Regions from separate parts of the Homo sapiens genome. Here regions 2, 3 and 4 are each linked to region 1. Evidence: chromatin contacts called from ENCODE Hi-C or POLR2A ChIA-PET data. All regions are on one chromosome and are shown on one strand. The core of a region is the stretch at or near the end of the contact, and the rest is flanking DNA. Distances in the headings are between cores, read along the strand shown.

Region 1 (7,299 bases), core at 2,417-4,916:
GGCCATCACAGGGCACTCTATGTAATAAAGCCCATTACAGAGAGCAGCAGTGACCTAGCATACAATGGGAACGATGCCCCTGGACTTGTGTAATTTGAAGGCCGATTCCTTCTAGAGGAATTACTAAGCAATAGACTTTTTAAAAGGAAGAAGATTCAGAGAATGTTTAGAGCTAGAAGTCAGTCACTTCAATCAAGCCTTACCCTTCTTTCTGATCATCAGAATATTTCGGTACTTTTTAGAACAGATTTAGTCAAGACAGAGTCAATGCATTTGAATTTACCTTCTGTATTTCTTCACACCAACTGTTTTTAAAAAGTCAGTAAGAAATACTGTTCAGAAGTTTCACAAGATTTTAACTACAAAATAAAATACAAAAGCAGCTTTTCGAAAATGGTGTTGGTATGGTTTTTCCAATACAAAAAAGAACACCTCTCCCCTAACCCCAGCTTCCCGAAATCCTTCCTCTGTTTATGGTCAATTTATCAGCTTCAATCCCCACCCTACCCCACCCCTTGGTGGAGTTTAGGAGCCCAAGGCTGGCTATTTACAACATAGCATTTAAAATAACAAGGAATCTTATTGTAAAATCATTCCCCTCCCACCAAAAGAAAGCCCCTCCCACCAACCCTGTGATTTGCTAAGGAACATGTACAGCTCCAATTTACACTTAAACTATTTCAAACTCGATGGAGAAGCCAGAAGAATCCCTTCCAGTTCTATAATTCAATGATTCTAGTAATTCACCTTGGTAATTTTGCAAGACAGGCTAGCCTCTGCTCAGATACCTTAAACTGCCTGAGATTTGGAAAGTTATTAAATGTTCACCAACTTATATTCAAAGGAATGCTGGTATATTCATTACACTATTATTATATTCAGTGCCTTCTATACCTGCATGAGACAAAATTTTGTGAGACACTGACTTGTTAATTACAGTTAAATAGACGTCATAAACAGTTTATACGTTCTCATTTTGGAATATTTTTTCTGTTACTACCTTATTACAACGGTTGTTACAGAAAAAAAAAAAACATACAAAGCAGCTTACCAAAAATATACAACAAGATTTAGCACAAATTTCCTAATAATCAGCCATGAGTTACTTTTTCCATGATTAAGGGAAGGCCCCTCATCTTCTAAGTTAAAATTTTAAGCAAAACACTTGTGCAAGATCACACACATTTTTGTGATTTCCCATTCAAATTTCAGTATATTTGTTTCTTATTAAAATACGGGCAAACTTTCCTTTAAAAATGTACGTATTTGTTGAATACTTTGTGAAAAGAGCTGTTCAGCTATTAATTTGAATTTTTTACCGGCCAAATGTATACTCTATGGCTTAGTAGTTAAGGTGAAATAATTTTTTTAATGCTATTACATTAAAAACACTCTTGGCTGGGTGCGGTGGCTTACGCCTGTAATCCCAGCAGTTTGGGAGGCTGAGGCGGGCGGATCACAAGGTCAGGAGATTGAGACCATCCTGGCTAATACAGCGAAACCCCGTCTCTACTAAAAATACAAAAAATTAGCCGGGCGTGGTGGCACACGCCTGTAATTCCAGCTACTCGGGAGACTGAGGTAGGAGATCGCTTGAACCCAGGAGGCGAGGTTGCAGTGAGCCGAGATCGCGCCACTGCACTCCAGCCTGGGCGACAGAGCAAGACAACGTCTCAAAAAACAACAACAACAACAACAAAAAACACTCATATCCATCCTAGAGAAGCGTGAAAATGTAAAAGTTCTTGTTCAAAATTCTTGTCAGGTGGGGCGCGGTGGCTCACGCCTGTAATCCCAGCACTCTGGGAGACGGAGGCAGGTGGATCACCTGAGGTCAGGAGTTCGAGAGCCAGCCTGGCCAACACGGCGAAACCCGTCTCTACTAAAAAATACAAAATTAGCTGGGCTGGTGGCGCGGGCCTGTAATCCCAGCTACGTGGGAGGCTAAGGCAGGAGAATCGCTCGAACCTGGGAGACGGAGGTTGCAGTGAGCCGAGATCGCGCCACTCCCCTCCAGCCTGGGAGACAGAGCGAGATCTTGTCTTAAAATAACAACATTTTTGTCAAAAAAATCTGCAAGTTAAGTTCTTTCATGGTGATCCTCGCAAAATAGCATTTCTCATCCAAAGGCCTCAGAACAGCCGCCAGCCGCCGAGCTAACTCGGGACCCTGTTACCGGCTGCTTGGCGCCCTGGTCGGGTGGGTTTTACCTTCTTCAGGGTCCATTCCTCGCCTCGCCCCCCGTTCCCAACCCTCGGGACACTGGAGACTTGCATTTCACAAACGGGTTTGCTCCAGGCCGCACTCCATCCCCGAGGGAAAGCTCCCCAGAAGTTCTGGAGTTGGGCTGAAGGATGTGATGGCAAGATGTGAATGATGTCAGAATCCCCATCTCCAGAGTCCGGCTGGGGAGCTAAGCGCAGGTGAGCTTACATCAGAAGAGAAAGCCAAACCCCCCACACGTCGCTAAACTAGGGCACGGGAATGGCGTGTTATGCAACGGCCGCCGTTCGCGTGGCCACGAAAGCGCTCCTGCGCCTCGGGCCGCGTCCCGCCAAGACCGTGAGCAAACTCGCAGAGTTGGCGCGGCAGCCGGCCGGGAGACGCCGAGCAGGGCCTGGCCGCCCGCAGCCCGGGAGGAACGGCGCCCCCAGGGTCCGGTGGCCTCTGAGGGGCTGACTGGCCCGTGAGCCGGCGGCGCGGCCGCGGGGAACGGGGTGGGAACCGCGCGGCAGTGGGTGAGGCGGCGCAGCCACCGGGGGCTGAGGGGCGGCGCGGCCTCGACTGCGGCACCGCCGTGGGTCCGTCGGCTCGCGGGACGACGGGGCGGCCGGCGGGGGCCAACAGGGCGGGCTCTGAAGGACTGATTGGCCCGTGGGACGATGGCGCGGCCGGGAGGATGGCCCCGGATCCGTGGGACCGCTGCGCCGCCGGACCGGGGGTCCCGAGGCTGTCAGGGGCGCCCGGCCGGGCGTCTAGTGAAAAGCCGATCCCCCGGAGACAGCGGAAGCAGAGGCGCGCCCGGCGCTACGGCCTTTCGGGTCTAGGACACCGCCCCCGGCCCGCGCCGCCCCTGCCCCGCCGGGATCCCGGCCGCCCCGGTCGCCGCACAACAAAGCGGCGCAGCCCCGCTGCCCCCGCCCGACGCCGGCCTCCAACTTCCCCGGCTCCTCTGGAACCGGCTCCGCGGGCTCCGTACGGCCTGGACTACGAGCCGCCGGGCGGGGGCGGCTCCGGGCGGGCGCGGACCGTGGGGGCAGGGCGCAGGGCTCCGTCCGGACAAACTTCCTCGGCCGCCCCGCCGGGCGCCCTTCCCGGAGCCTCGGCACCACAGTAGGTGCGCGGAGCCGCAGGGCTCGACCGCTTCGCGGAAACTCTCGCCACCCTCCGAGCTGCCGCCCCGACCCCAGCTCCCAGCCCCCTCACCTCCAGGGGCGCGGTCTACACCCTCGGGGGCGTCCTGGCCGGCGGCTCCCGGGCCTCTCGCGCCGGGAGACCGGGCACTGGTGGCTGGAGCTGCTGCTGGCCCCGCAGGGACGGGGGAGCCCCGGGCGGCGGCGGTGGCGTGGACGGCGACTGCTCCATCTTCCCGGGGCGCTCACGCCGCGGTTCCAAAGCGCAGACCCAAGTGGGACATTCGCTACATTGTTGGCATTCCACGGGCGTCACGTGACCCCGCCTCCCGCGTCACTCTCGGCCGCATACCAGTCCGGGCGGGGCGCCTGCGGCCCCTGCTCCTCCGCGGCCGCTCCGCCCAGCCCCGCCCGGCCGTGCTTCCTGCCTCCGGCCTCGACCGCCACCTGCCCACGGCCTCCCTGCTGGCCTGCGGTAGCTCGCCAGGGCCTCTCGGACCTATTTGACTGGCTGCTATCTGCCCCCAAACTTGAGTATTTGCCCTCTCGACTGCATTTGTATTAAAAGTTGGTAACTGTCGTTAAAGCCACTATTCTTAAGTATCTCATACCAGTCTTGGTGAAAGAAAAAAAAAAGTTAGCAGGCCTGAAGGAGCCACCAAGTTACCAACTAGTGGCTGGACACTAAAAATAGGGGCAGAAAAGGACAGACGGCTATTGGGACAGTGGAATCAAACAATTAAGAAGGACGTTTGCCAGAAGCGGTGGCTCACGCCTGTAATCCCAGCACTTTGAGAGGTCTAGGCGGGTGGATCACCTGAGGTCGGGAGTTCGAGACCAGCCTGACCAACTTGGAGAAACCCCCGTCTCTATTAAAAATACAAAATTAGCCAGGCGTGGTGGCTCATGCCTGTAATCCCAGCTCTTCGGGAGGCTGAGGCAAGAGAATCACTGGAACCCGGGAGGCGGAGGTTGCGGTGACCTGAGATCGCATCATTGCACTCCAGCCTAGGCAAGAAGAGCAAAACTCCGTCTCAAAAAAAAAAAAAAAAGAACGTCTGATGCACACCCAAATTTAACCTGATTTAATTTAATCAACCTCCCCTCCCCATGTATATTTTCTTTCTGAGAAGTATTTTATGGTGTAGGGAATAGTATAGTACCGTATATACCAGCAAGTGAGGTCGTGGGTTTTGAACAGCTTCACTATCCATTTGAGGACTGTGGATCTGGTACAGGGACAGAAGCAGGGATGGTGCAAAGATTCACAGTAGAAATAATAGACTGGAAGCCAAATCCTCAGTCTACTTCTGGCTCTCCTAACATCATACTTCCTACCACCTATATCTGTGGCAAGTGATGCTGAGGGTCAATATAGTGTTTAAAGTCAACTCGATTTCCTCTTTAATTGACAAACTCTTGTGAAATTTTTAAATTTTACTCTCATGGGAAACAGTAGTAAAGGTCATTATCTGTGCACTATTTTGACAGTCTCACCCAGCCTTCAGTCCCTGGTTCATCCTCCTCCCCTCCCTCTCTTTCAATCTCTTAAGGCCTCAGCTCTTCCAGGGAATCTTCTCAGATCTCTGTTTTCTCTCTTCTTTGGGCTCTGATAATCAAACCGTAATCCCTTCCTGCCAGCAGAAGTGTGCAAAAAAAAAAAAAAGAAACCATCATCGTGCAGCTTAGAATTCAATTTAATTTTTCGATAGTATCCTGTATGCTACCCAGATATCTTGCACAGTACTGGGAGCAAAATAAGTCTCCAGCCAATATTCTGCAATTGAGCCCTACTGGCATTACCTATGTACTTTTCCACATTTTTTCCTTTTTTTCTTAGAGACAGAGTCTCACTCCATTGCCCACGCTGGAGTGCAGTGGCACAATCATAACTTACTGCAGCCCACATCAGCCTTGAACTCCTGAGCTCAAGCCATCCTCCTGCCTCAGCCTCTAGGGTAGCTGGGAACACAGGCGCACACCACCATGCTTGGCCTTCTTTTCACTCTTAAGCTGACTATACTTTCTCCACCCCAACCCCAAGCCACATGGCTGCTAATCTTTTTTTGTTGTGTGTTTAAAGATCCTGCTCCTGCTCTGCCTTCAAAGATGTAAAAATAATTTTTAAAACACTTGTGGAATGAAAAATATTATAAAATAGATTTAATGGACCTTAAAATTTGTGCATAAAATACCTAATAAAAATGTTGCAGTTACAATGATCATTTCAGCATTGTTTGCAGTAGTGAAAAATTGAGAAAAACCCCAAATGTCCAGTCAAGGGGTAGGAAAATGAAAGGTAGATATCCAAATGATGGAATATACACAGTAGCTAAGTTAATGAACTAGCTCTGTAGTTGTAAAGGATAAATGATGGTAGAAAGAATTCAAAAGCACTGTGGAGTGAAAAAAAGCAAGTTGCAGAACTATATATATACACTGTGATACCATATTTATAAATAATCAAAATCCCACAGAACCTAAAATGATCACATACTTTATATAAGTATAGACATAGAATGCAATATCACACACACCAAATTCATGACAGCTGTTGTTTATATTAGAGGGAAGGAGGGAAATTGAGCAGAGAAAAAAAATGAAGACTTCAACTTTACAATGCTTTCTTTTATTTAAAAAACGGAAATAAAACTCAAAATCTTAAAAGTTGTTGGTTCTGGGAGGTTGGGTTCAATAATGTGTGCTATACTATTCTTTGTGCCTTTTTTAAAAAACATTAAAAATTTTAAATTTTATATATATATATGAATACAGACAAATTGGAAACAAGTTTCCAAGATAGGGGCTTGGTTGGGAAAGCTGACACGCTCACATGGAAGAATGTTGTGATTAACGATTTGTGTTTATTAACATGCAGTCATTCATTCCTTCTCATTTTTGTTTGTTGTTGTATGTTTGGGTTTTTGTTTTGTTTTCTGTTTTGTTATCGGTACCTGCTATGAACCATGTGCTAAAATTAAAAAACCCATGTTTGGGTTTTTGTTTTGTTTTGTTTCTGTTTTGTTTTGTTATTGGTACCTGCTATGAGCCATGTGCTAAAATAAATCATACTTGGGATAACATGGTAAGCAAAACCATAAGATTTATCCCCTGATGGGGTTTATAGTGTGGTAGAGGTAGAGGTGTTCAAGAAAAACACATGCTGGGCATGGTGGCTCATGCCTGTAATCCCAGCACTTTGGGAAGCTGAGATGGGTGGATCACTTGAGGCCAGGAGTTCGAGACCAGCCTAGCCAACAGAGTAAGATCCCATCTCTACTAAAAACAAAAAAAAGAAAGGAAAAACAGCAACAATATAAGTTTATTTTATATGTATATACAATAAACTATGTACACATGTATATTTTTTAAACTATTTTTAAAGCCCAGAAAATTACACAGCCAAATGTTAAAAGTGGTAGTCTCTGGATGTAGTGTAGTGATTCTGAATGGTTTTGTCTTATACTTCCTGATACTTCTATAGTAGGATAGTTAACATAATTTTTTTTCTTTTTTTCTTTTTCTTTTTTTTTTTTTGAGATGGAGTCTTGCTCTGTCGCCCAGGCTGGAATGCAATGGTGAGATATCAGCTCACTGCAACCTTGCAACCTCCATCTCCCGGGTTCAAGCAATTCTCCTGCCTCATCCTCTGGAGTAGCTGAGATTATAGGCATGCTCCACCATGCACGGCTAATTTTTGTATTTTTAGTAGAGATGGGGTTTCACCATGTTGGCCAGGCTGGTCTCGAAATCCTGACCTCAGGTGATCTGCCTGCCTTGGCCTCCCAAAGTGCTGGGATTACAGGCTTCAGCCACCATGCCTGGTCCAGAAAATGTTTTAAAGTTAATCAGTTAAATAAGCACATCTACATAATGTATCTAGCTGAGAAGAGGAGAAAAAGAGACAACACAAGACCAGCTGAGCATAGAGCGGACAGTAGTAACA
Region 2 (7,299 bases), core at 1,884-4,383, 490 kb before region 1:
CGGGAGGCAGAGGTTGCAGTGAGCTGAGATGGTGCCAGTGCACTCCAGCCTGGGTTACAGAGTGAGACTCTGTCTCAAAAAAAAAAAAAAAAAAGTAACCAAGTTGAAGTAACTTGAATTTGTTTCTAATTAAAAAGATTTTTTTGAGGAGACTGAAAATTTACAGTTTGGAGATCCAGAGATAATGGAAATTGTGTCTATAGAGGGACAGTAACTTGAAATAAGGCTCCCCGGTATTCACTAATTAATTCAACAAATATTTCTTGGAACAACTGCTATGAGCTGGGTATAGTATGGCTAGATACTATTCAGAATCATGTTAGATTTTACCCTACTTGCAAGCTAACAAGCTCATCTAACAGCTCCACAAATGATGGCAGAAAACACCTGAGTCAGAGAGAAAGGGCTTTATTTTTCACAGCACAGCCAGTAGCCTGGGCTTCATATTCCCTTCGGTTCCCCTTTCCCTTCCAAGTCCCATGGGGACAGTCCAGGTGGATGCTGCACATGTGATTGGTTTTACCGCCCAGGTACACCAAGTTTAGGAAAGCCCAGTCTTGAACAGTGAACTGCAAGCCAACATGCTCAGCCTTTGCCCCAGAAGGTGACACTCTCTTTATTAAACTGAACAGCAACAAACCTGTCTTTTGTTCCAGAAGCAGACAATTATCTTAATCTTCCAAAGCTGTTCCTTGAAAGGGTATATTAATCAGAATTCCCTACAGAAACAGATCCAATAGGATGCATATTGCAGAGAGAGATTTATTTGAAGGAATTGGCTCAATCAATTGGAGGCTGGTGTTAGATATGAGTTCTAAATTTCTCTTCGAAGAATCAATGTCAGTATGTTCAATTCTTTGTCTTCTACTTTTAAACTTAACTTCTGGCCAGATGCGGTGGCTCACACCTGTAATCCCAGGAGGCCGAGGCGGGAAGATCATGAAGTCAGGAGATGGAGGCCATCCTAACACGGTGAAATCCATCTCTACTAAAAATACAAAAAATAAGCCGGGTGTGGTGGCGGGCACCTGTAGTCCCAGCTACTCGGGAGGCTTAGGCAGGAGAATGGAGCAAACCCAGGAGGCAGAGCTTGCAGTGAGCCGAGATGCCGCCACTGCACTCCAGTCTAGGCTATAGAGCGAGACTCTGTCTCAATTAAAAAAAACAAAACAAAACAAAAAAAGCTTAACTTCCTCGTAAAGCAATCTTTTTCAACTACCTGCTCCACCCTGACTCATTCTGATTACCTGCTCTGCCCTGACTCATTCTCCACCCTGACTCATTCCGATTTCCTGCTCTGCCATAACTATTTTTCCCACCAAACCACTTACCCGGTCACTCTCTTTAAATTAGTCAATCAGAATTAGTTTAGCCTGTGCCGTCTAACCTTAGCCAACAGGGGAAGGACACAGCAGCAGGTGCCACAAGCGTCAGGAATAAAAACCCCTTCGCCTCCCTTGTCCAGGTGTGTGCTCACCATTGCTCCATCTGTGAGGGCGCACCCTTCTATAGAAGTAAATTGCCTTGCTGAGAAGGAAAAAAGAAAATTTTATAGTTGAGTGCTATTTCTTTTGCGGCACCAAAACTTTATTTATAATGCTGGCAAGCCTAAAATTTGTAGGTCAAGTTAGAGACCCAGGAAAGAGCTGAAGGCAGTCTGGGGGCAGGATTCCTTCTTCCTCAGAGGACCTTAGTCTTTTCTCTTATGACCTTCCCTTGACGGGATGAGGCCAACCCACCTTGTGGAGGACCAACTGCTTTACTCAAGTCTAATTTAACTGTTAATCACATCTTAAAAAATACCAGCTATCATAGTACTCCAGAACAAAGGCAGTCAGTGTCTCTGCTCACAAAACACGGGAAAGTGCAGGTGACCCATGGAGAATTGTCCCCCAACACTATGTTTTTTCTTTTTTTGGATGGAGTTTCGCTCTTGTCACCCAGGCTGGAGTGCAATACCACCATCTTGGCTCACTGCAACCTCTACCTCCTGGGTTCAAGAGATTCTCCTGCCTTAGCCTCCTGAGTAGCTGGGATTTATTACAGGCGCCTGCCACCTCGCCGGGCTAATTTTTGTATTTTTAGTAGAGACAGGGTTTCACCACGTTGGCCAGGCTGGTCTCCAACTCCTCACCTCAGGTGATCCGCCAGCCTCAGCCTCCCAAAGTGCTGGGATTATAGGCATGAGCCACTGCGCCCGGCCAACACTACTTATTTTATAAAAACTCATTAATTACTGGTGTCTTTAGACTCCCTCTGTCCCTCCCCTCCATCCCCAACATTTACTTTTAAAATTTAAGACAAAACTTAAACATTAAACAATTATGAATTTAATTCCCCCATTTATATTACATTGATTAAGCTTTACACTATGACCCAGGTTCTAGGTGGTTGGGACACAATGGTTCAATCCCTGTCTAGTAAATAAAACGGACACCTTAAGCGCTACAATCAAGGTGCGCACGGGGTGCTACAGAACAATACGCAGACAGGAGGAGGTGGGGGGAAAGGTGAGACTTCCCAGGCAGGTGTCATCCCAGAATAACTTTTACACAGGGTGACTAAGCGAGTTAGTGACTGCGCGGAAAACGGGCTTCCAAGGTTCACAAGGCTCGTGCTGCGGCTCCGGGAGTTATGTCACAGTAAGCTTACTATCATCCTTTGGGCATCTGCTTTACGGATGAGTTCATCAGGATTTAAAGGATCTTGGTTCCATATCCTTCCCCTTCCTCACAGAGGCCGCCAGCCCGGAGCCCCTCTAGGCCCTCCTCCCTCCTGCATCTACTGGCCGCGAGCCTTTCCCTCCCCGCCCCCTTCACACAGGCCGCCCCCAGCCTCCCAACCCCCCGGTTCCGTTCCACGGGAGGCCCCGGCCTCCCTGCCCTCTCCTCCACCGTTCTACCCGCATCGCCCGGCTTCCCGCAAGCCGCTGGCACCGTCCCCTCAACACCCTCCGCCCACCGCCACTCCCTTCCACTGAGGGGGACCGGGCTGCCTTCTCTCTGACCCGCCGTTCTCCGCCCCCACCCACTTCCCCAGGCCTCCCGCACCACCCCCTTCCCGCCGCGCTCTCTCCCGCCCCCGCGCTTCCGGCCCCGCCCGCCCCCGCGCGGAGGACTGTGGGAGCGGCTTCCTTGGATTCCGCGCTTGGCAACGGCTCGGCGTCGCGCTTTGGCCAACCGCTGCGTCGTCCCTGGGCCCGAATAACTGTCGCCCGCTTCCCTCAGCGTGAGGTAGGAGAAGGGCGCTGGGGCCTAGTGCCTCAGGGCCCCTGGCAGCCGTGCCCCTGCGGCGTCCTGTGTGGCGCATCCCGCCGAGGGCCTCTTCGCCCGTCTCCTGCCCGCCCCTGTCGGCCCCGGGGCGGTCTGAGGCGGGGCCCCAGATGGACTCGGCCTGCCCCTGCTTTTCTTCCTCAGGCTCCCGAGTTGTCTACTCAGAAACGCGGGCGTTGTTTCTCACATCGGTGTCCCCAGCTCACAGGCTTTTCTTGCTCCTCTGAACTGGGACGGGCGTCGCTGACCGCTTGGCGATGTCCCAAGTCCCAGTCACGCCTGACGGGGAAACTTAAAACCCAGTTAGATTACTGCGCCAGCTCTGGAATCGCACAGCAGAGATGGTGCACATCGCTCTTTAATTTTCTTGTTAGGTGAAGCACTTCAAATTGCCTGATGAAAGTTGAATCAGGAATGAAGATAAAAGTACACAACAATGCAGAAAGCGGTACTTAGCCTCACAAAGATGGAAACATTCCAAAAACGTGAAGTACTGTTGTCCCAAGATTCTTTCTAAGCCTAAAATTACACTTTTACTAGTCCGATTTTCTGGTTGTGAGTTTTTTTTGTTTGTTTTTTTTTTTTCGAGAAACTGCAGTAGGCTTCTTGGAAGTAGACCAAGGGTGTCCAATCTTTGGCTTCCCTGGGCCACATCGGAAGAAGAATTGTCTTGGGCCACACATGAAATTCACAAACACTAAGGTAGCCGATGAGCTTTAAAAAAAATCGCAAAAAAGAATCTCATAATGCTTCCAGAAAGTTTACGAATTTGTGTTGGGCCACATTCAAAGCCGTCCTGTGCCACGTGCGGGCCGGGGTTGGAAAAGCTTGAAGTAGACTGTCCATAGTCAGTAGAAGAGTATTAAAAAACATACCTTTCACTTAAAAAAAAAAAAGGTTTTGCCAGCATTTGATTTATATTAAACATAGGTGGCATCATCCCCAGATTATTTCAACATGGAAAAGTTTGTTACATGTATAAGCTGCTTTGGAAATTGCCTGGAGAATCCAGAAACCCTGGGTTGTATAACAACAGTTGTTCTGCCACCCATAGCTATTAGCCATGCTTGATTCCCTTCAACTTTCCTGGCCTCACTTTCCACATCTTTTAATATTTGTATGTTCCACAAGATGTCTATTCAACTAAAGTCTCAAGTCAAACCTTTTAAAAATCTGGTTACAACCTAGCAGAAAGGATTTCTCATTCTAAAAGTTGCTTCCTTCTATAACTTATGTGTCAACTAAGCTGACTTAAATAGGGTTCATAATCAGAAATTATGGTTCAGAATAGTGGTTCTCAAAGTGGTCCCCAGACCAGTAGCCTCAGCATCACTTGGGTTTAAGAACCACTGGTTTAGTATTATCTGAGCTAAAGCTTTTAATTAAAAATATTTTATATATCTTTTACCAGTGACTTTTAATACCTTTTTTTTTCTTTTTGAGACGGAGTCGCACGCTCTGTTGCCCAGGCTGGAGTGCAGTGGCGGCAATCTCGGTTTACTGCAAGCTCCGCCTCCCGGGTTCATGCCATTCTCCTGCCTCAGCCTCCCGAGTAGCTGGGACTACAGGCGCCCGCCACCATGCCCAGCTAATTTTTTGTATTTTTAGTAGAGACGGGGTTTCACCGTGTTAGCCAGGATGGTCTCGATCTCCTGACCTCGTGATCCGCCCGCCTCGGCCTCCCAGAGTGTTGGGATTACAAGCGTGAGCCACGACGCCTGGCCCTTTTAATAACCTTTTGAAGCTATTTTGGAATGCCATTTCTATGTGGGTGACATTTGCCCTCATAGTAGTTAATTTTCATCTTCAAAAAGTAATGAGAAATTAACTCAAAATGGATCAATGACCTAAATATAAGAGCTAAAACTGTTAGAAAAAAAGCATAGGTATAAATATTCTTGACCTTAGATTAGGCAGTTCTTTCTTAGATATGATACCAAAAGTACGTGCAACCAAAGGAAAAATAAATTGTATATCATCAAAATTTAAAACTTTTGGCCAGGCGTGGTGGCTCACGCCTGTAATCCCAGCACTTTGGGAGGCCGAGCCGGGCGGATCACGAGGTCAGGAGATCGAGACCATCCTGGCTAACACGGTGAAACCCCGTCTCTACTAAAAATACAAAAAATTAGCCGGGCGTGGTGGCGGGCGCCTGTAGTCCCAGCTGCTGGAGAGGCTGAGGCAGGAGAATGGCGTGAACTCGGGAGGCGGAGCTTTCAGTGAGCCGAGATCGCGCCACTGCACTCCAGCCTGGGTGACAGAGCGAGACTCCGTCCCAAAAAAAAAAAAAATTTTTTTAAACTTTTGTGCTTCAGAGGATAGTACAAAGAATGTAAAATGATGTACAGAATGGGAGAAAGTATTTGTAAATCATTTATATAATGTTTAGTATCAGGAATATATACAGGATCCTTATAATTCATGTGATAACCTGATTTTTGGGAATGAGCTGGCCGGGCGCGGTGGTTCACGCCTGTAATCCCAGCACTCTGGGAGGCCGAGGTGGGCGGATCACAAGGTCAGGAGATCGAGACCATACCGGCTAATACGGTGAAACCCCATCTCTACTAAAAATAAAAATAAAAATAAAAATAAAAAAATTAGCCGGGCTTGGTGGCGGGTGCCTGTAGTCCCAGCTACTCGAGAGGCTGAGGCAGGAGAATGGCGTGAAACTGGGAGGCGGAGCTTGCAGTGAGCCGCGCCACTGCCCTCTAGCCTAGGCGACAGAGCAAGATTCCGTCTCAAAAAAAAAAAAAAATGAGCAAAAGATCTGAACAGACATTTCTCCAAAGAGATATAGAAATGGATAATAAGCAGATGAAAAGATACTCAACATCATTAGTCATCAGGGGAATGCAAGTCAATACTACAATGAGATACCATTTCATACTCACTAGAATTGCAATAATCAAAAACAGGAACAGTAACAGATGTTGGCTAGGACATGGATAAATTGGAAACTTCATGCATTGCAGGTGGGATGTAAAATAGTGCAGCCACTTTGGAAAACAGTCTAGCTGTTCCTCCAAAAGTTAAACATAGAGTTACTATATGATCCAGCAATTCCTTTACTAGATATATTCCCAATAGAATTGGACCTATATATGCATGCTAAAACTTGTACACACACATTCATAGTGATGTTATTCATAAAAGTCAAAAAGTGGAAACAATTCAAATGTCCATTAACTAATGAATGGATAAGCAAAATGTTGCAGATGTATTTAGCCATAAAAAGTAATGAAATATTGATACATACTACTGCGTGGATGAACCTTGGAAGCATTATGCTAAGTGAAAGAGACCAGACACAAAAGGCTACATATTGTGTAATTTCCTTAATATGAAATGTCCAGAATTGGCAAATCCATAGAGACAGAAAATGGTTGCCAGGGACTGGGGAAAGGGAAGGGAGGCATGGAGAGCTGCTAACAGGCCCCATATTTCTTTATGGGATGATGAAAGTGTTCTGGAATTACATACTGGGGATGGTTGCACAACCTTGTGAATATACTAAAAACCACTGCACCTTGAAAAGTTAAATTGTATGGTATATGAATTATAGTTCAAAAACTAATAATTTTGTTAGTATTTAAAATATATAAATAATTTTTAAAGGTTATGAGAAGCCACATATATGTGGTATTATGCTGAGAAAAAGATTAAGCTGAAAATTTATTTTTTATTTATTTATTTTTATTATTTATTTATTTTTTGAGACAGAGTCTGGCTCTGTCGCCTAGGCAGGGGTGTGGTGGCACAATCTCGGCCCACTGCAACCTCCGCCTCCCAGGTTCAGGCCATTCTCCTGCCTCAGCCTCCTGAGTACCTGGGATTACAGGTGCCTGCTATCATGCCCGGCTAATTTTTTTGTATTTTTAGTAGAGACGGGGTTTCACCATATTAGCCAGGATGGTCTCGATCTCCTGACCTCGTGATCTGCCTGCCTCGGCCTCCCAAAGTGCTGGGATTATAGGCGTGAGCCACTGCGCCCAGCCTAAGCTGAAAATTTCTTAGGAATTTGCTG
Region 3 (7,299 bases), core at 257-2,756, 360 kb before region 1:
AAAAAAAGTGTTTTATAACCCAAAACAAATATTTGCCAAGAGCTGTAAATTGCTTAAATCGCTTAAACTGGAGATTTCAGTGAGATTTTTAGCAGTAGATTACTAAGCTCCTTAGTTATAGAACATTCAATGCATAGGAAAGTGTTTTTCCTACAAAGCATAACTGAAATGTAGTTTAACTAATGGTTTACAATTCAGTCAAATACCAAAGCTGCAAACCATTTAGGGAGTCATCAATTACATATTTTGTACACTTTCAAAAAGCTTACAGCTGGGATGGGTTGTTTATTTTCAAAGCATGACTGCTTTAAAATGATCATATTCTTTAGCCTGCCACCTAGGAAGCATTAAGCATTTACTTGCAGAATGAACAAACGAGCACGTTGTCTTGTGTTATGAAGTATATAATATAGTTCGTTTTAGTTTCTTCATTCGCAGACTATCAGGCTCATTTCACGTGACTGCTTGCACTTAGAACTGAGTTATCACGGAGTAGGAACTCTCCAACATCGTCGTCATAGACCAAGAGATGCCCATGAACAGCCATGAAAGTGCCAGTCAGGGAAGTATTCAGTGCTTTGTTGTAGAGTTGTTGGATAGAGGCACAGGATCATTTCATGTTGTTGAGGAGAAAGGAGCAACAGCCTCCTCCCACCTTATTAAAAATAGAGATTTAAAAAAACCTCTAATTTCCTCGAAGTACAGAATCTCAAGAGGTAGCTCTAAGGAGAATCCCTCTGGGTTTGAGCGCATTCCTCTTCCAGGGGGCCTATTCTTGGACTGCTTTCCTTAATAGAGAAATCTCTCTGAGCCAAAATCGGCCTCCCCCAATTCCATCCTGTCGGCCCCACTTTTCTGCTTCGGAGACTTCCAAGCCAGTCCCCACTCCTCCTTCAGCCAGTCGGGCCCGCACCCGCGCCCGGCAGGGCCAGCCCTCTCCTCCTCCTGCGTGGCGCAGCACAGGCCCTGAGCGCGCGACCCCAGGCCCTGGGCGCCCCGCCGCATGCTCGCGGCTGGAAGCCCCAGTTTGCGTGGCCCTTCGGGTTATTCCGCTCAAGAGCCGCCGCGTCGCCCCATCTCGGCGCGAATCTGAAAGCGCTTTCGGGGGAGAAGATGTTGGGGGCACTGGTGAGTACACTGCACAAGTGACAAAATGTTTTCAGCTCCTGGAGGCGAAAGGTGCAGAGTCGCTCTGTGTCCGTGAGGCCGGGCGGCGACCTCGCTCAGTCGGCTTCTCGGTCCGAGTCCCCGGGTACGAGGAAAGACCACAGGGGGCTTCTCGCGGAAAAGCGGGCCGCGGACCCTGCGCGGGCTGGCTGGGGCGGGCGGATGACGAGGCGCAGGGGCAAGGGTGGGTCTGCGAGGCGGCGGGTCCGGGCGTCTTAGGCTCCGGGGCTCCCTCGCTGGCGGCGGAGCAGGGATGGCGCGCCCGGGGGTGAGGGTGCGGCGGGTCACAAGCACTCGCAGCCCGCGGCGCAGCAACCCGGCAGGCACACGCACACGTGCACGCGCGCCCCGCACCCGCCCCCCGTGCGGCCCCCGGCTCGGGGCGGCGGCGGCGGCGGGGGCCGGGGGCGCGCGGGCCGGCGCCGGGCTGGGCCCCGGGGACCCCGCGGGCGGCGGGCAGGCGGGGAGGGCGCTCTGGGGCCCGCCCGCGCGGCTCCCATCCTCCGGGCCGGCCTCTGGCTCCGCGGGGCGAGGGGAGGCGCCCGCCGGCTCCGGGCGCCGCGGGCGGGACACGGGCGCGGGGCGCAGGCGGGCTCCTCCGGCGCGTGCGGACGCTGAGCGTGGCCTGTCCCTCAGGTCTGGATGCTGGTAGCCGGCTTCCTGCTGGCGCTGCCGCCGAGCTGGGCCGCGGGCGCCCCGAGGGCGGGCAGGCGCCCCGCGCGGCCGCGGGGCTGCGCGGACCGGCCGGAGGAGCTACTGGAGCAGCTGTACGGGCGCCTGGCGGCCGGCGTGCTCAGTGCCTTCCACCACACGCTGCAGCTGGGGCCGCGTGAGCAGGCGCGCAACGCGAGCTGCCCGGCAGGGGGCAGGCCCGCCGACCGCCGCTTCCGGCCGCCCACCAACCTGCGCAGCGTGTCGCCCTGGGCCTACAGGTGAGCCGCGGGCGCGTCCTGGCGGGGCCCGGCAGGTGGGGAGGGCAGGGCTGGGCGGGGAGAGTGGGTGGGGCCGGGCCGAGGCCGGGCAGGCGGGGAGGGTGGGGCGGGGAAGGGGAGGTGGTTGGGGCGGGGCGACGCGGAGGGGGCGTGGCACGCGGGGCGAGGCGGAGCAGGTAGGGGTGGGGTGGTGCGGGGCGAGACAGGGTAGGGTACGGTAGGGTGGGGTGGGGTGCGAGGGGCGCTGCGATGAGGCGGGGTGGGGCGGGGCAGTTGGAGCACTGGGGGGCAATTCCTAAACTGCGAAGGCCCACCCCCACCACCTCCCTTGAAGGAGTCCTGCTTCCTCTCTTTACCCTCCAGTATTTCCTATGCAACACGTATCTCTTGAACACCTCATCTCCTCCAGGTTGGATGGGTCCGCAAGGCACTAGCTGGGGACCCTTCCGTGATGTGGACACAGTGATGTGGACCGTACTCTGCACAGGGGGCCCGGGGAGGTGCTGCTGGGGGGTGCGCGGTACTATCCACATATTTCCTGAGTGCCCCTGTGGTCCAGAGGCTGCTGGAGTGGAGCCCTGGGAAGCGCCCTCTGAGCCCCTCTAGTTTAATAGCCTAAGGAAGGAGTGGGGATAATTGGGAAAGAAACCACACCATCAGGCAGTGCATGAAGTGACATGAACAGTTTCGAGAGTATTTTGGTCTTGGAACAGAGGTCATTTCAGAAGAAAGGGACAGCCTGCAGAAGGGGAAGGCTGGAGAAGTTGGGGGCGTGTAGGCAGGGTGCCGCAGTGTCCTCAGCAGGCACCTGTGACCGTCTTCCCTCTAGCTGGAGCAGGAGGAGCTGCCCTAGGGGGCAAGGCCTCCCAGGGCCACAGAGGTCAAGAAAGGCTTCGTGAAAGAGCTGAGTCTTGATGGAGGAGAGCAAGTCGCCTACAAAGGCAGTGCTGAGGGAAGGGACAGCTGATAGCAAGCGGGAACAAAGCGCTTGGAAAATGGGGAGAGCCACAAGGCGAGCGGGGGCGGTGGGGGTGGGGGGGCGTAGGCGAGGTGTTTGCCTGTGGGGTGGGCATCGATGTAAGGCTGGAGACAGGTGCAGGAGCTGGATCCCCGCCTTGTCAGCAGTGCAGAGCTTCACCCTCACGCCTGGAATCCCAGCACTTTGGGAGGCCGAGGCAGGAGGATTTAAGTCCAGGAGTTCGAGACCAGCCTGGGAAACATAGCGAGATCCCATTTCTGCAAACAATTTTTAAGGATTAGCGAAGTGTGGTGGCACGTGCCTGTGGTCCCAGCTACTCCAGAGGCTTAAGTGGGAGGATAGATTGAGCCCGGGAGGTTCAGGCTGCAGTGAGCTGTGGTGGCGCCACTGCCTTCCAACCTGCGTGACAAAGCGAGACCCCGTCTCTAAAATAAAAATTAAAGAGAAAAAAAGTCTTGACACTTGAGATGGAGGAAGCCATACAGCCACTCTGGTTTAGGAGGGTGTCCCAATGGGGCATGGATTGGACAATGCTCTCCAGCACTTCCATCCAAAGGATCTAGGGCTTCACTCAGGCAGCGCGGTGGGAAGGGGAGACTAGGATCAGCGTGAAAGATGCTCATTAAAGAAGACAAGTGCTGTGGAGAGTCAGAGGAAATGTGATGATTTTGTCTAAAACGCATCTGGGCTTTCCTGGAGCCTCTCCCTGCCGGCTGCTGGGTAGGGAGATTTCCTTTTACTCAACAACACACAGGACCCCTATGCTGTCCTGGGAAGCCAAGTTTTAGGGCCTCCTGCCTCCTGGCTACTCTGCAGAGGACCAAGCTCACTGTGGCAGAGCCCCCTCAGAGCCCCTGCCCACGGGGAAGTTGGGTGGGACCCCTCCCGCCCTTCTCACTCCTGTCCTTCAGCTGGAGCCTGCAGGGCACACACATGGCGCCATTCATTCTGGTATCTTGGTGCTCTTGCTTTTCCTCTCTCTTCCTCCATTTCCAGGACCTGAAGGGATGGACTACGGCATTCTTCTTTCTCTAACCTCGTGTTATGCTTCTGATATACCAAATAGGATTAAAGCCACATAAGGAATCTCTCAGAACCAGAGATTAACTTCTCTGGACAGAAGCTGCTGGCCCTGCTTTCTATAGCAGATTCGAACTCTCAGGCAAACCCGTGGCTCCCCACAGGCTGGGCCAAGGGCCTAAGAGTAGTATATAGCCTCCCAAAGGCATGTCTCTCATGTTTCTGGCTTGGGTTGTTGATGGTATTTGAGCAAAATGAGAAAATACACTTAGGAACAAGTGTTGTGGGAGGAAATAATGAATTTAGTAACAAGCCTGTTGAGTTTTGCCTGCCTGAAAGGCGTACAGGTGACAATGACTGGTTGGAGCTCAGGAGACAGAGCAGGGCTGGAGGACACATGGAGAGTTAGCAGCACTGGCATTCTGTGTGTGGGAAGTTAAATTGAGTTGCCCTTGCTACAGATGACACCTATGTCGCCCCAGGCAGGATCTGGGAGCCGAGGGAGGTTATGGATGAGAATGACACACAGGGTTCGGGGATCGTGGTCTGGGCCACCCAGATCTGCCCACATGTGGAACCTCAGTGCTGGGTGGTCCCAGGAGCAGGAGTGGCAGCTGCAGCAGGGTGGCTGAAGGTGTCATGTGCATCATTTTTCATATTATTTAGCAACAGTGATGAGATCACTCCCCATGGGCAAACGGAGGTGGGTGGCTTATATTTGCTGAAGGAAGGACAGTCTTCAGGGGATGGCTGCTGGGCTGGGACTCCAGATTGCTGACTGCCAAAGCTGCTCCTGCATTTTCCTGCCAGGAGAGCCCTCTCTGCCCTCCTCCCTCCAATCACCTCTCACCATCTTTTGGGTTATTGGGAAGATTAGAAAAAGTGAGACCCAGCCAGGCCCAGTGGCTCACCTGTAAATCCCCGGCTACTCAGGAGGCGGAGGTGGGAGGATCACTTGAGCCCAGGAGTTTGAGACCAGCCTGGGCAACATAGTATGAGACTTATCACTACAAAAAAAACAGCCAGGTGTGGTCATGTTTGCCTGTGGTCCCAGCTACTTGGGAAGTTTGAGCCAGGGAGGCTGAGGCTGTAGTGAACTATGATTGTGCCTCTGCACTCCGGCCTGGGCAACAGAGTGAGAACTTGTCTCAAAAAAAAAAAAAAAAAAAAAAAAAGGAAAAGAAATAGTGAGCCAATGGAAGTGTGGAGCCTCTACTAAAAGATGTTGTGGAAGGACAGGTTTTTTCTTTTAGACAGAATCTCGCTCTGCCACCCAGCCTGGAGTGCAGTGACACAGACAGATCAATGCAGCCTTGACCTTCTAGGCTCAAGGGATCCTCCTACCTCAGCCTCCCATGTAGCTGAGACCACAGGTGCGCACCACCACATGCAGCTAGTTTTTTTGTTTTGTTTTTTAGAGATGGGGGCCTCACTTTGTTGCCCAGGTTCGTCTTGAAGTCCTGGGCTCCAGTGACCCTCCTGTCTCAGCCTCTCATAGTGCTGGGATTACAGGCGTAAGCCATGGTGCCAGGCCAGGGCTTGTTCCTTGGTGGAGTGTCTGAGGGTGGGGCCTGGGTAGAGGAGTGCCCACCTGCAGGCTGGGCACAGGGTCAGGTGGTATTTCTTTCTTTCTTTCTTTTGAGACAGGGTTTTGCTCTGTCACCCAGGCTGGAATGCAGTGGCATGATCTTGGCAGACTACAACCTCCATCTCCTGGGTTCAAGCAATTCTCCTGTCTCAGCTTCTGGAGTAGCTGGGATTACAGGTGCATGCCACCACGCCCAGCTAATTTTTGTATTTTTAGTAGAGACAGGGTTTCGCCATGTTGGCCAGGCTGGTCTCGAACTCCTGGCCTCAAGTGATCTGCCTGCCTTGGCTTCCTAAAGTGCTGGGATTACAGGCCCAAGCCACCACGCCCTAAAGGCACAGCAGTCAGAGAGAATGCTGAGAAAGACAGATAGGGAGATGGACTGAACGTCAGGAGTACTGATGGGCACAGCAAGGATCACTTTAGGTGGATAAGTTTTACAATAGGCATTTGGAAGGTGGCTTTCCATACGGATGGAATGGAGACCTGGGTCATTCAGTAAATGGTGTTGGGACAGCCTGGGCCTCACTCCTCTGTGAAAATGAATTCCAGATGAATCAAACATTTAAATGTAAAAAAACCACAAAAGCAGAGAAAAACACAAGCAATTATATTTATAATCTTGGAGTGGAGGAGGCCCTATTTAGCTGCTCACAGTCCCCAAAAGTCACAGAAGACAAGATTGAGAAATGAAGTTACATAATTACACACCATTTCTTCTTGGTAAAGTAAAATAAGAAAAATACAAGGGCAAACTGGGAAAAAATGTTTGCAACCCAAGTCACAAAGAGCTCATTCCTAAAGAGCTCCCACAAATCAGTAAGAAAAGGACCAGTGACGGCCGGGTGCGGTGGCTCACGCCTGTAATCCCAGCACTTTGGGAGGCCGAGGCAGGAGGATCATGAGGTCAGGAGATCGAGACCATCCTGGCTAACATGGTGAAACCCCATCTCTACTAAAAATACAAAAAAAAAAAAAAAAATTAGCCAGGAGTGGTGGTGGGCACCAGGAGGCAGAGCTTGCAGTGAGCTGAGATTGTACCACTGCACTCCAGCCTGGATGACAGAGCGAGACTCTGTCTCAAAAAAAAAAAAAAAAAAGAAAGAAAGAAAAGAAAAGGACCAGTGACATCATGGAAAGATGAGCAAAGATCGGGACTGTTCCCGGGGAAGGAAGGTCAAATGACTCAAACGCTTGACACAGAAAGCAACGCTAGCATCAGGCATCAGTGAAGTGCATGTGGAGACTATACTAAGAAGCCCTTTTTTTTTTTTTTTTTCCTGGCACCCAGCAGGCTACGTTGGCAAGGTTGTGAAGGAAAGGCATTCTCATCCAAGTACAGGGGTATGAATCAGCACAGCTTTTATGGAGGGCGATTTGGTGTTAAATATCAAGATTTTAAATTCACACACCCTTTAACTTAGCATTTCCCCTTCAGACACACTTGCCCACGTGCCAAATGATATGTGTACAAGGATATGTGTTCACTGCTGCAATGGCAAGAGATTGGAAGCTACCTAAACATCCACCAACAGGCACCGAGTTAGATATTATACACTATAAGGAAGAATGAGGCAGCTCTAAAAGTCATAAGTGGATCAATCACTCACCAA
Region 4 (7,299 bases), core at 1,211-3,710, 290 kb before region 1:
GGAGCTTACATTCTAGAGAGGAAAAGACAGACTAAAACAATACATATGAAATAAATGTTAGATGACAATAAGATTAATGGAGGAACACATGGAGAGCATAGGGGGCTGCAATTTTAGGAATCGTAGAAGTTTCCTACATTGTTAAAGTGAGTTCAAAAGTGCATCACTTCTTCTAATGAGGAAAACTGAAATCTGTTAGCAAGATAAACATCAAAGATTAAATGAAATGGCCGGGAGTGGTGGCTCACGCCTGTAATCCAAGCACTTTGGGAGATCGAGGCGGGCAGATCACCTTAGGTAAAGAATTCGGGATCAGCCTGGCCAACATGGTGAAACCCTGTCTCTACTAAAAATACAAAAATTACCCAGGTGTGGTGGCAGGCACCTATAGCGCCAGCTACTCAGGAGGCTGAGACAGGAGAATCGCTTGAACCCAGGAGATGGAGGTTGCAGTCAGCTGAGATCTCGCCATTGCACTCCAGCCTGAATGACAGGAGTGAGACTACATTTCAAAAAAAAAAAATTAAATTAAATGAACCTATTTTTAACTATTTTTTAAATCACTATTTTATCATATCTTTATTGTTTTTAAAATTTCTAAGGGGGTTTATGAGATTTTTCAAATCCAAAAGAGCTGGGAAGTACTGTGTTATATTATTATTATTTTTAAATTTTTTCTGGCTACTCTGGGCACACTGTCTATGGCTGGCCCTGCCCCACAAGTGGCAGTAAAAAAAATTTTTTTCTTTAGATTTTAAAACTTGTACCTATGGATTATATTGAAATTATATTATTATTAAGCTGACCTTGGACCTTATGTGGCTCAGACTCTAAATCAGCAGTTCTCACAGAATGAGGAGCCCTTTTGTCGCTAAGGGGAACATCTGGCAATGCCTAGAGACATTTTTGGTTGCCGTAAATGGGAAGGAGGGTGCTACTGGCATCAGGTGGGTAGAGGCTGCTGAACTTAAAATTCACAGGACAGCCCTCCACATTAAAGAAGTATCCCGCCCTACAAGCTGCAGTTGAGAAATTCTAGGTTAGGCAGACACATGGCGAACACCAACGGTAAGGTGGAGGCCCTCTATAGAGAAGCACCATTCACGCCATGGGATCAGAGTGGAGGGCCTGAGTGGGGAGAGGAGTGAAAGAGCAGGTGGAGCTTCAACTCGGCCTCAGGAAAAGGTAAGGATGAAGAGTGAAGACTTCAGAAAGATGGAACAGCATGAGCAAAGGGGCGGACACGTTAGCTTGCAGCATAAGCAGGGATTAGCTGGCTTCTCAGGGGCTGTGGTTAGTCTCTTTTTGGATAAAATTACTCAATTTCCATGTTATCAAATTTACTTAGGGCAAAACCACCATACTGTAATTTCAACATTCATTCTTGTGTGAAATTAGGTTAAGATAGTGTGATTCAGAGCAAAGAGCATTAACCTAGGAGCCATCCCAGACTCCAGTAAACCGCAGGAGAGCAAGGCTCCCTCTATGAATGGGTAAGGCCTAGATATTCTCCAAATACTTTTTATAAATTGCTGGATGATTCTCCCCTTAATCCAATTTACGTCCAGAAAAGGGCCAAAGGTTTTCATTCTGTTTTCATCTTTGAGTCCCCCTGCCTCAAACAGTTCCTTCCTTCTTGCTTTCCAGAATTCTATTTATCCTGTTTTTAAATTAACTTTAAAAAGGAGGTAATGCTTACAATGAAATGCAGGTCGTACGTGTGCAGTGCGACGTTGTGATGTACGCCCCATGTAACCACAACCCCTATAAGGAAGGCCTTCCTGTCTGACATGTGGCTCCCTCCCGGTAGGGACCCGCTATCGTCCCAGCACTTCTTCTGCACCTCCGAAGCTACTGCCCGTTTCGCAGTAAAGCCGCCCGCGTCCTAGTCTACTCCACCTCGCAGCACCCGCATCCTGCAAGGGACCTGCCTCAGAAGCCCCAGCGACAGGCGCCGCGGGTGCCCGCCCTCCAGGAGCGGACAGTCAGGCCTGGGCATTTCGCAAACTCCATCAGCGAACTTCTGAGGGCAAAGATGAAAAGGACAGCAGGCCGAGTCCTGTTTCTACTCGGAGGGAAGGGAGGCCTCCACGCGCTGCCGTAGCCTGGGGGTTAATTTCCCCGTCAGCACCAAGGCTGCCTAAGGCCCGGGCGCCAACGTGCGCGGCACAGGACGCGGCGCCTTCCGGCGACCGGGACGCGAGGCCCAACAGCGCCTAACACAGCAACCAGGATCCACTCTCAGGCCGGCGCCAGCTCCTTCCCTCAGGAATCCGCCAGCCACTGCTAATTAAACTCTTCCACCACTACCACCCTGGAAAAAAGGTGAGAAACAAACACACAAAAGGCACCTAACCCAGTCCAAAACGCCTCGGCGGCGCGCAGCCAACCCTACAGCTGCGCCCGAACCCGCCACTCACCAGCCGCGCGTGCGCAGTCGCCCAGACTCGCCGTGTGCAGTGGGAGTGGCTAGCCAGTCTCGCTAGCGCAGGCGCAGGCCCTCCCGCCCAGGCCCTTGCGCAAGGCAGGCCATCTCCCCGCAGCGTCTCAATCCCGCGTTTACAACACTGAGGGCCGTCTCCAGCCTGGAGTCGTTCCTTCGCTTGTCTCATCAGCCGCCCCCAAGAATGGTAGCAAAAAAACAACAACAACAAAAAAAATGAAGGCCCTGGCAGGGCGCGGTGGCTCACGCCTGTAATCCCAACACTTTGGGAGGCCGAGGCGGGCGGATCACCTGAGGTCAGGAGTTCGAGACCAGCCTTACCAACATGGTGAAACCTCGTCTCTACTAAAAAATACAAAAATTAGCTGGCCGTGGTCGCGTGCGCCTGTAATCCCAGCTACCCAGGAGGCTGAGGCAGGAGACTCGCTGGAACCCGGGAGGCAGAGGCTACAATGAGCCGAGATCGCACCACAGCTACTCCAGCCTGGGCGACAGAGCAAGGCAACATCTAAAAAAAAAAAAATTAAGATCCTAATTAAAGTTAAACCCACTATTTTGCACTGAGTCACGTAGATTTTCAAAGTCAAGGCTTCATTGGTCGATTGTCTGCTCAGTCTTTTTAAATCAAATCGTTGACTTTAAATGTTGACATCAAATTGAGGCTTTGGTAAAATTGACAGGATTGGCGGTAGCGGGGGGGAACCTTTAAAACTTGTTAGTCTTTCAGAGTCTTCAGTTTTGAATGAGTTGGTCAATATATGTATTTAGACATCAAGCGCCGTAAGTATGTATGATTTTTGTCAACAACACCTTAATTATCTTGCACATACAGGCACTGATTATTGAAAGGTTCCCTTACGTTTTAGCAGCTACCAAATTATAAGTGATACAAAGTATTTGTTTCCAATTCCCCAAGAAATCAATCTGTATTATGCTTCTACCCTCTCTTTCCTCCATTTTCTTTACCAATTTCATGATCTTGCTAAATTTTATATATTCTGCTGAGCAATGTGAAAATCCTTTCTGGTATAAGGTAAGGATATAAACTGTTCAGCTGGCAAATGATGCTATTCAGTAAGTAGTTAATGAAACAGGTTTATAACATTGGGTGTACTATAATTTCTATTTTAAGAACTGTTTCCAGTTTATAATAACCCATGCTACATTTTGACTTTGTTTTGAATTGATGACAAGTCTATTAACCAAATATTTCAAGATCAGGTGTATTCTGGAAAAGGAACAGGAAGAAAATATATTTAAAAAACTAAAAGAAATTTAACACAAACTGAGAAACAATAACCAACTTTTATGAGTGCATTTTTTATGGAGGTGGTGTTCAGTAAATAAGACTGCCCTAGCTTATAACTACTTTAACAGAAGTTTACATTCAGTCAAATTGAGTCTGAAACAGTAGATCATTTTCTTTCAAAGCTGACATTGCTTTAATAGCATGTAAGACATGTTATCTTCATGTATTTTACTATATACTATTTTTACTATGAAAGTGACCACAGATGTCAGAGTTTTTTGTACCTTCACTAGACCTGATTGCTCAGACAGCATGAGAGTAATACAGTAAGATTCATATTTTCCTGGTGAAACCTATGCACTGTAATTTAATGGTTTTTGCAAATCATAAACATGTAAAATATCAAAGGAGTACTTATTCTCATTAAAGGGGAAATTACTTGTCCAGTTAAATTGGATATGAAGGATGTCTTCAATTCAGGAATTATTCCTTTTGTGTATTCACCAGTGATTTTTGTTCGTCTTGCTTCTCTTCAGAAATGGTGTAAAAAAGAAAGTAAACCAGACTTGGGACCAGGTGCAGGGCTCACGCCAGTACTTTGGGAGGCCAAGGTGGGCAGATCACCTGAGGTCAGGAGTTTGAGACCAGCCTGGTCAACATGGCGGAACTCCATCTCTACTAAAAATACAAAAATTAGCCCGGTGTGGTGGCACACGCCTGTATTCCCAGCTACCTGGGAGGCTGAGGCAGGAGAATCGCTTACACCCGGGAGGTGGAGGTTGCAGTGAGTCAAGATCACGCCATTGCACTCCAGCCTGGGTGACAGAGGGAGCCTCTGTCTCAAAAAAACAAAACAAAACAAACCACACTAGACTCAGTTTTTCTTAAAACAACAACAAATTACCTGTAAGTACAAAAACAGATTCAGGTGTTTGTTTTTCTTCCATTGAGTGCTTTATCACAGAGTTATTCGAATTATCCTAAGCATGTTGCAAAGGACATTCCTTAGATTTCTAGTCCTGTAAGGTACTTTGAGAAAAGACTGTATAAAGTAAAATGAGGAAAATCTGATTAAACTCTTCTTCTGAGTTTCACCATAGGCATTAATGTATTAAAGCCTTCAACTTAATGCACTAAAGAAACCTGTTTTATTTATCAAAACTATTTAACAACAATTATTTTAAAAAATTACTAATTAAACTCACTTTGGGAATCACCGTTAGGATTTTTTTTTTTTTTTTTTTTTGAGACGGAGTCTCGCTCTGTCGCCCAGGCTGGAGTGCAGTGGCGCGATCTCGGCTCACTGCAAGCTCCGCCTCCCGGGTTCACGCCATTTTCCTGCCTCAGCCTCCCGAGTAGCTGGGACCACAGCTGCCCGCCACCACGCCCAGCTTTTTGTTTTTTTTTTTTGTATTTTTAGTAGAGACAGGGTTTCACCGTGTTAGCTAGGGTGGTCTCGATCTCCTGACCTCGTGATCCGCCCGCCTCAGCCTCCCAAAGTGCTGGGATTACAGGCGTCAGCCACCGCGCGCCCGGCCAGGATTTTTTCATTGTTGTAGAAATAATAGGTGCCTATTCAGCAGAAAATAAAATCCTTGTTGCTGTGGTTTGAATAGCTCCCTTGCAAAATTCAATTGTTGCCAATGTGCCAGTATGAAGAGGTGGGGCCTTTAAGAGGTGATTAGGCCAAGAGAGTTCCTCCCTAATGAATAAAATTAGGTCCCATTACAAAGGGGCTTGAAGGAGGGAGTTGATTCTCTCTCGCCACCATCTGGTGATGGCTTGCTTGCCTCTTCCACATGATGGAAGTCAAAGGGCAGCCTCCAGAAATGAAAGAAGTAAGTTTCTGTTCTTCAGTCTCAGGTATTCTAATAGCACAGAGTAAGATAGTTGAATTAAATAGAACAGACTAAGATAGTTAACATAAATAGATCCATTTTCTCATTTTTTAAAAAAAAGTACAGTAAATAATATGGTGAAGTCTACCCCAATATCCCTAGGGTGGTTGTGGTTAGGGCTATAACGTAGTATCAATATGAAGATATTACAGCATGTATTTAAAAGCAATTGACTATTAGGTATCAGACTTAGTGTTATGATACATTTGTCTAATGAAATGAAATCTGTTTTCAGAAATAATCTTTAAATACAATGGAATTTATTGAGCATCTACTATTATATTTCATCCATCACTTTTAAATTTTTTCTTTGGGAGGAACACTTATAAACTCATGATATGGATAACAGACCTGTGGAAATTAATGTAAGCCCTAAGCAGCTTAGTTAGACATTGAATCTAGGTCTGCCTCTACCCTGCAGTCTACCAGTTCAAGTAGCTTTACCAGGTCAGTCCTTAGAAATAACCATAACATCCAGGGCAGTGCAGTTATAAACAGGTGTACAAATAAGAAGTTCTACTACTCAATACATCTTGGGCTTTCTTAAAGGTGTATTTGAAGCCTAAGATTAGGCAGAAATGAACATTATCAAAACAAGAACAAAACTGCTCACTACTGTGGGAATAAAAATGTTTAGCAGATCCTATTTGCTTTTGTTCATTCATCATCTCTGGGAAACATCAATGACTTACCTCAGTTCACTCTCATGCTATATATTAAAAATAATTTACAGGGACACTCAGTAGGAGGTTGAATTATACGCCAGACTGAGACAGGATGCTGCTGGGGGTGCTGTATGGAATTTCCCAGCAAAAGATTCTTTCATTAGTTTCACCAAATATACCATTTCCACTTAGTTTTAAAAGAAAGTCAAACTGAACTGCCATTTGAGATTACATAGAATGCACAAGACTCAATCTGAGACCCTATGTTTAAAAAAACAAAACTGTTTTATAATCTAATCAGCCTGTCAAAGGCATCACTCATAAGCAACCGAATTGTATTTTTGGAGAGCACCATTAAAGATGTCTTTTAAAAAACAGTTATAGATGTGTATTTATTTGGGACCTTTGAAATCATCTGTGGGTCTCAAATGACAGATGATTAGCCTGTGTGTATGGCCCCACACTTGGTAATGAAAGAAACAAAAATTCAAAATACACTCTAATTGGTTTTCTTAAACAACTTTTCTTTATCCACCTTTGGAGTGGAATAAATCTCAATATAAGCTAAATAACAACATTACAAATCAAAGAATATTCAAAGCAAATTCAGGTTAAAAATGAACATTTTAAAGATGCATTTTCTTTAAAAATTAACTTTTCACTTCATATGTTTACAAGATTTAACACTGGGCAAAGGGTGGATCTATCTAGCACACAGTAATATGGTAATTCACCACTTTCCCTGAAAGGCCAAAAAGAATGACTTGCTAAAAGTATTTACTAAATATGCACCAAAGATAATGACTTAACTAGTAACTGTGAAACTGTTTCTAAGACTGTGGGCTGAGATAAATATTATAAAATATAGACAAAATTTTTATATTTCTAATACTGGATATTCTGTGAGTACCACGGGTTCTCCCAGAAGGTGATGCAAATCTTGATTTTTATCTGTACAGATGTCTTCATTTTTTTAAATTTAAAATTATTTTAGGACCGTGTAATGTCCCCAGTGTCAATCTTCCTATAATGGTAAACAAACTA

What was found. A loop is a pair of places that touch in the nucleus more often than their neighbours do. ChIA-PET counts read pairs that join two places held with the same protein, here RNA polymerase II (POLR2A). Pooled maps may share reads with other maps.
Region 2: a loop to region 1 is called in a map with no recorded cell type, with 5 times the contacts of the local background. The contact joins the promoter of IFT88 here to the promoter of LATS2 in region 1. A Hi-C loop is called at or near these places in 2 of 37 single-sample maps with no recorded cell type and 9 of 50 pooled maps.
Region 3: a map of gastrocnemius medialis shows a loop between it and region 1 (5-fold over the local background). The contact joins the promoter of IL17D here to the promoter of LATS2 in region 1. A Hi-C loop is called at or near these places in 2 of 168 maps with a recorded cell type or tissue (ascending aorta and gastrocnemius medialis), 2 of 37 single-sample maps with no recorded cell type and 15 of 50 pooled maps.
Region 4: a loop to region 1 is called in a map of endothelial cell of umbilical vein, with 3 times the contacts of the local background. The contact joins the promoter of EEF1AKMT1 here to the promoter of LATS2 in region 1. A Hi-C loop is called at or near these places in 2 of 168 maps with a recorded cell type or tissue (ascending aorta and endothelial cell of umbilical vein), 1 of 37 single-sample maps with no recorded cell type and 13 of 50 pooled maps. POLR2A ChIA-PET finds 5 or more read pairs at or near these places in 3 of 52 experiments (Caco-2, OCI-LY7 and WTC11).

Annotation. Positions count from the first base shown.
Region 1 is chr13:21,057,920-21,065,218 of GRCh38, forward strand. LATS2 (large tumor suppressor kinase 2) reads right to left here and starts at 3,667. Exons shown (of 8, transcript NM_014572.3): 1 at 3,427-3,667. RefSeq lists an enhancer at 2,134-3,026 and silencers at 2,532-2,941, 3,082-3,881.
Region 2 is chr13:20,564,024-20,571,322 of GRCh38, forward strand. IFT88 (intraflagellar transport 88) reads left to right here and starts at 3,134. Exons shown (of 26, transcript NM_006531.5): 1 at 3,134-3,233. LOC105370103 (a long non-coding RNA gene) reads right to left here and starts at 3,006. Exons shown (of 6, transcript XR_941725.3): 1 at 2,653-3,006; 2 at 1,478-1,527. RefSeq lists silencers at 2,834-3,243, 3,339-3,527.
Region 3 is chr13:20,702,193-20,709,491 of GRCh38, forward strand. It overlaps IL17D (interleukin 17D), which reads left to right and starts at 1,507. Exons shown (of 2, transcript NM_001385224.1): 1 at 1,507-2,099. The coding sequence starts at 1,810. RefSeq lists silencers at 889-968, 1,389-1,528, 1,819-2,328.
Region 4 is chr13:20,771,501-20,778,799 of GRCh38, forward strand. It overlaps EEF1AKMT1 (EEF1A lysine methyltransferase 1), which reads right to left and starts at 2,461. Exons shown (of 5, transcript NM_001318939.2): 1 at 2,421-2,461. It overlaps XPO4 (exportin 4), which reads right to left. Exons shown (of 23, transcript NM_022459.5): 23 at 5,829-7,299. RefSeq lists an enhancer at 1,816-2,035.